2 separate regions of the Homo sapiens genome follow, and region 2 is linked to region 1. Evidence: read pairs that join two places in POLR2A ChIA-PET (ENCODE). Cell type or tissue: endothelial cell of umbilical vein. All regions are shown on one strand. Each heading gives the region's core, and the rest is flanking DNA. Links, peaks and the distances in the headings are about the cores only.

Region 1 (2,904 bases), core at 184-2,683:
CAACCAAAGCAACCTGTTTTCATTGGCTCAGGGATGGGCACTTGATTCATCTTGTGCCCAAGACTCACCTTGGAGCTGCTGTGAAAAAGATGCCCTCTCTCCACTGGGAGTTAGGAAGCTGATAGGATGTAAGCCCAGCACTGCTGGTGATATCTTGTTGGTATGCAGGAAAAGCTGGTCAGAGCAAGGTGCAGTGGCTCACGCCTGTAATCCCAGCACTTTGGGAGGCCGAGGCAGGCAGATCACCTGAGGCCAGGAGTTTGAGACCAGCCTGGCCAACATGGCAAAACCTGTCTCCACTAAAAATATAAAAAGTAGCCAGGCATGGTGGTGTGCACCTGTAGTCTCAGTTGCTTGGGAAGCTGAGGCAGGAGAATAGTTTGAACTGAGGAGGTGGGAGTTTTGGTAACCCGAGATCACGCCAGCCTGGACGACAGAGCAAGACTCTGTCTCAAAAAAAAAAAAACAAAAAACAAAAACAAAAAAAACAGCAAAAAGCTGGCTAGGATGGGTCTACACAGAGGCCTGAAGAGGCCAGATATGAAGAGACATATTCTTGAGATCATTTGAGTGTCTGGATCAAGCTGTGCCTGAAACCCTTAACTTTCCTGTTGTATAAGGCAATGCACTTCTTTTTCACGTAAGCCAAGAAGTATGAGTTGGATTCCTGGCACTTGCAGCTGAAAAAGTTCTGATTACACCTACCCTGGAGGGAGACAGGACCAGAGGCCCTTCCAAGGAGCCAGATACCTACAGTAGAGGTAGACTGAAGTGTTGGAATCAAATCATTACTCCTCTTTTTATTTTTATTATTTATTTATTTTTTTTTTTTTTGAGACAGAGTCTCACTGTCACCCAGGCTTGAGTACAGTGGTACAATCTCTGCTCACTGTGACCTGCGCCTCCTAGGTTCAAGCGATTCTCCTGACTCAGCCTCCCGAGTAGCTGGGATTACGGTGCATGCCACCTTGCCTGGCAAATTTTTGTATTTTTAGTAGAGAGGGGGTTTCACCATGTTGGCCAGGCTGGTCTTGAACTTCTGACCTCAGGTGATCTACCCACCTGGGCCTCCCAAAGTGCTGGGATTACAAGCGTGAACCACCATGCCCGGCCAAAGTCCAATGTCTTTAGCAAGGTTCACAGAGCTTCCCTAGTCTGTCTTGCCCAAAGGAGGCTGTGGAGCATGGTGGGGTCAGGCACCCCTGATAACCTTGGTTTCAGCATCTCCTTACTGTCCCTGGCCAGGTGCGTTTTCCTCATCTAGGACAGGTGCACAGTGGCCCTCACTTTATAGAGGATGAGGACTAATGGAAACTAGCTATAAATGCTGGGCACAGTGCCAGGAACCAGGCTGGAGTGTGCTGGCAACTTTCCCTACCCCCTCCGCCTTCTCCATGGAGAAAGTGTGGCCCTAGAATGACACACGTAACATGCTGTCTTTGGGAAGTCACTTCCACTTGGAGTTTCTGCCCTTAGCATGGTAGCATGCTTTGTAAACATGTGAAAGGGACCCTTTTCTTATTTTTCTTATTTTTTATTTTTTATTTTTTTTGAGACAGAGTCTTACACTGTCGCCCAGGCTGGAGTGCAGTAACCCGACCTTGGCTCACTGCAACCTCCACCTCCCAGGTTCAAGCGATTCTCCTGCCTCAGGCTCCCAAGTAGCAGGGATTACAGGTGCCCGCCACCACGCCCGGCTAATTTTTTGAATTTTTTTTTTTTTTTTTTTTTTTTTTTTTTTGAGACAGCGTCTGGCTCTGTCGCCCAGGCTGGAGTGCAGTGGCGCGATCTCGGCTCACTGCAAGCTCCGCCTCCTGGGTTCACGCCATTCTCCTGCCTCAGCCTCTCAAGTAGCTGGGACTACAGGAGCCTGCCACCGCTCCCGGCTAATTTTTTGTATTTTTAGTAGAGACGGGGTTTCACTGTGTTAGCCAAGATGGTCTCGATCTCCTGACCTCATGATCCACCCGCCTCGGCCTCCCAAAGTGCTGGGATTACAGGCGTGAGCCACCACGCCCGGCCAAATTTTTTGAATTTTTAGTAGACATGGGATTTCACCATGTTGTCCAGGCTGGTCTCAAACTCCTGACCTCAGGCGATCTGCTCATCTTGGCCTACCAAAGTGCTGAAATTACAGGCGTGAGCCACCGTGCCCAGCTCTTTTTCTTATTTTTTATTTAATTTAATTAATTTATTTTTGAGACAGCGTCTCACTCTGTCGCCCAGGCTGGCGTGCAGTGGCACAATCACAGCTCACTGCAGCCTCCACCTCCCAGGCTCAAGTGAGCGATCCTCCCACCTCAGCCTCTCGAGTCACTGGGACTACAGGCAAGTGCCATAATACCCAGCTAATTTTTAAATTTTTTGTGGAGATGGGGGTTTTGCATTATTGCCCAGGTTGGTCTTGAACTCCTGAATGCAAGCAATTCTCCCGCTTCAGCTTTTCCCAAAGTGCTGGGATTATAGGCCTGAGCCACCTCACCCAGCCCTCTTTTAATTTTTTTAGAGACATGGTCTCACTGTGTTGCTTATTTTCTATCCTCTTCCTCACCCATCTGTCCATCCATCCACCCACCTACTTGTGTCCCAGGCAGGGTGCTTTGTGCTGGGGATTCAGAGGCTAATTAGCACACTCCTGCCATTAGAGAACAGCTGATTAAGAGAGGAGTGATGAGCGCTGGAGACCCAGGCCAGGCCAACAGTGCCCTGCGAACTAATTCCAGGCCTTTTTTTTTTTTTTTTTTTTTGAGACAGAGTTTTGCTCTTGTTGCTCAGGCTGGAGTGCAATGGCGCAATCACGGCTCACTGCAACTTCCACCTTCCAGGTTCAAGCGATTCTCCTTGCCTCAGCCTCCTGAGGAGCTGGGATTACAGGCATGCACCACCAAGCCTGGCTACTTCCAT
Region 2 (2,904 bases), core at 166-2,665, 160 kb before region 1:
ATTAATTATATTTAAGGCTATTCAAGTTTTCTTTTCTTTTCTCTTTTTTTTTTTTTTTTTTGAGACAGAATTTCACTCTGTTGCCCAGGCTGGAGTGCACCGGTGTGAACTTGGCTCACTGCAGCCTCCACACCCAGTAGCTGGGACTACAGGCGCACATCACCACACCCAGCTAATTTTTATAATTTTACTAGAGACGGGGTCTTGTCCTGTTTTCCAGGTTGGTCTTGCACTACTGCTGGCCTCATGTGATCCACCTGCCTCGGCCTCCTGGGATTAGCACTTTGGGAGGCCGAGGTGGATGGTTCACCTGAGGTCAGGAGTTCAAGACCAGCCTGTCCAACATGGTGAAACCCTGTCTCTACTAAAAATACAAAAAATTAGCCAGGCGCGGCGGTGGGCGCCTGCAATCCCCACTACTTGGGAGGCTGAGGCAAGAAAATCGCTTGAACCTGGGAGGCAGAGGCTGCAGTGAGCCGAGATTGCACAATTGTACTTCAGCCTGGGTAACAAGAGCGAAACTCCATCTCAAACAAAACAAAACAAAAAGAGAGAGAGAAAAAAAAAAAAACCACAAAGTGCCGGGATTACAGGTGTGAGCCCCTGTGCCCGGCCTATTCAAGTTTTCTATTTCTTCTTTTTTTTTTTTTTTTTTTTGAGACGGAGTCTCGCTCTGTCTCCCAGGCTGAAGTGCAGTGGCGCGCCAGCAGCACAAGGAAAGCAGCACCTTCCAGCTCTCCTCCGCCTTCTCCGCGAAGCCCCTGACCCTGCTCCCAGAACAGGGAGCGGAGAGGAGAAAGTCCTCGAGCCCCAGCTGGCACTCACCTGATGCCTTGGTGGCATCGTCAAATTCCACCTGGAAGAGGTAGCCAGTGTTCCAGATGTACAGGCAGGATGCCACGTCATAGGAGACCCTGAGTGGCTTCAGCCAGGGGTCATAGACGCTGTCCCTCCACTGGATGTTGATAGGAGACTGCCGGGTGCCCCCTGGCACGGAGACCGGGCCCGTCCAGAGTGGGTGCACTGCAGGGAGAGAGAAGGAGACCCCGAGTGAGGCATGAGCTTCATCCTGTGTCTTGGACGGATAGGGCAGAAACCTGGCCGCACGAGACCCCACAGGTACTGGCTCATGGGAAACAGACCCACGGGAAACGGGTGCGTGGGGGCCCCTGCGCAGCTGGACGCGCGTCCACAGGGTACTCGCCTGCTCCTCTCCTTTCCGCACCACTCGGGGACTTTCTTTCCCACCCAGAAGCAACTCCCTCTCGGCCCGTGCCGCCTGTGTTGATGGGTTTTTGACTTTTGTGTTGCCCTTGTCACAGAGTGGTCACAGGAAGTCTGGAGAGACCTTGGGGAGGGCAGGTGGGCGGAGGAGGGCCCTGTGGGGAAGGCAGGCTGAGTGCAGTGGGGCTCTTGTCTCTCGGGAAGGGCTTGAAACCTCCCTTCCCACTCACAGGTATCCCACCTAGTGGGTCCTGTGGAAACTGGAGCTGCTTTGGAAGTCTCACTCTCCAAGCCCTCTGGCAAGGAGGAAATGAGACCCCAGTGTGGAGAAAATTAAGCAGAGTGGCAGCCCCTTTACCCACTTCCTCGAGGCTCATTTCAAACTGCTTTGATTGTCATTTTTAAAGTTAAGAGCCATTAATCAAAAACAGTTCAGAGGTCAGAAACAGTGGCTCACGCCTGTAATCCCAGCACTTTCGGAAGCAAGGTGGGCAGATCGCCTGAGGTCAGGAGTTTGAGACCAGCCTGACCAACATGGCAAAACCCCATCTTTACTGAAAATGTAAAAATCAGCTGGGTGTGGTGGCGGGCGCCTGTAATCCCAGCTATTCGGGAGGCTGAGGCAGGAGAATGGCTTGAACCCAGGAGGCAGAGGTGATAGTGAGCCAAGATCGCGCCACTGTACTCCAGCCTGGGTGACAGAGACTCTGCCTCAAAAAAAAAAAAAAAAAAAAAAATGCAGAAAAACTTATGAGTGAAGAAGCAGCTGTCCCATGATTGCACCCCCTGGTGTGTGTCTGCCCAACTGTTCTCTGTGCAATAACCTCATGCGAAGAGAAAGCTGGATCTTTTATTTTTATTTTTCCTTAAGAGACAGGATCCTTGGGATATCCTGCTCTCGAAACCTTAGAGCAGCTTCCAAATACAGAGTCCCCTTGCTTGGGGATATCACCCCAGAGGCCTGGCGTGCCCTGTGGCTCCTGTCCTCACCTTAACAGGCCTGAGCTAAACCAGTTCTTAAAAGGGATTAAATGGAATAGTGCTTTTTTGAGATCAGGTCTCACTGTGCCACCCAGGCTGGAGTGCAGTGGTGCCAATCACTGCAGCCTTGAACCCCTAGGCTGAAGCAATCCTCCCACCTCAGCCTCCTGAGCAGCTGGACTACAGATAAACACCACCGTGCCTGGCTAACTTTTTCATTTTTTGTAGAGACGAGGTCTCACTATGTTGCCCAGGCTGGTCTCAAACTCCTGGCCTCAAGCGATTCTCCTGCCTGTCCCAAAGTGAGGCAGGCGTCTCCCAAAGTGTGAGATTAGAGGTGTGTACCACCAAACCCGGCCAGGATTTTTTATTTTAATGAACAAGGATTTTACTGTGTATATTATCCTGTAAGTTGCCTTTTTTCATTTAACATTGTGAACTCATTTTGTCAAAAATATATATATATACACAATTCTTTTTAATGGTGGTACATTTCCATTGTACAGTTATGACACAATTTTTAAAATCCATTATTTGGTGATGATATTTAGGTTATTTCCAACTTCTTGCAATTAAACAAAGCTGTGATGAAGTTGCTGTTCTTTCTCTGTATTCTCATCTGGATTATTTTCTTTTTTTTCTTTTTTTTTTTTGAGACGGAGTCTCGCTCGGTCACCCAGGCTGCAGTGCAGTGGTGCC

Evidence for each region. ChIA-PET counts read pairs that join two places held together with the same protein. Peaks named below come from ENCODE experiments on the same cell type or tissue, not always from the same donor. Only the 100,000 strongest peaks of a DNase experiment are listed, where the experiment ranks them.
Region 2: POLR2A ChIA-PET joins it to region 1 with 6 read pairs; 7 of 35 experiments call an interaction of 5 or more read pairs at or near these places.

Annotation. Positions count from the first base shown.
Region 1 is chr16:30,177,086-30,179,989 of GRCh38, reverse strand. No RefSeq gene overlaps it. Among named protein-coding and RNA genes, the nearest start is that of CORO1A, 5.1 kb to the left of the region's middle. RefSeq lists an enhancer at 2,825-2,904. In endothelial cell of umbilical vein, for the core only: no CTCF peak of the experiment used is centred there; a DNase peak (open chromatin) is centred at 1,339.
Region 2 is chr16:30,341,258-30,344,161 of GRCh38, reverse strand. It overlaps the pseudogene LOC100421031. Among named protein-coding and RNA genes, the nearest start is that of CD2BP2, 13 kb to the left of the region's middle. RefSeq lists an enhancer at 999-1,500. In endothelial cell of umbilical vein, for the core only: no CTCF peak of the experiment used is centred there; no DNase peak of the experiment used is centred there.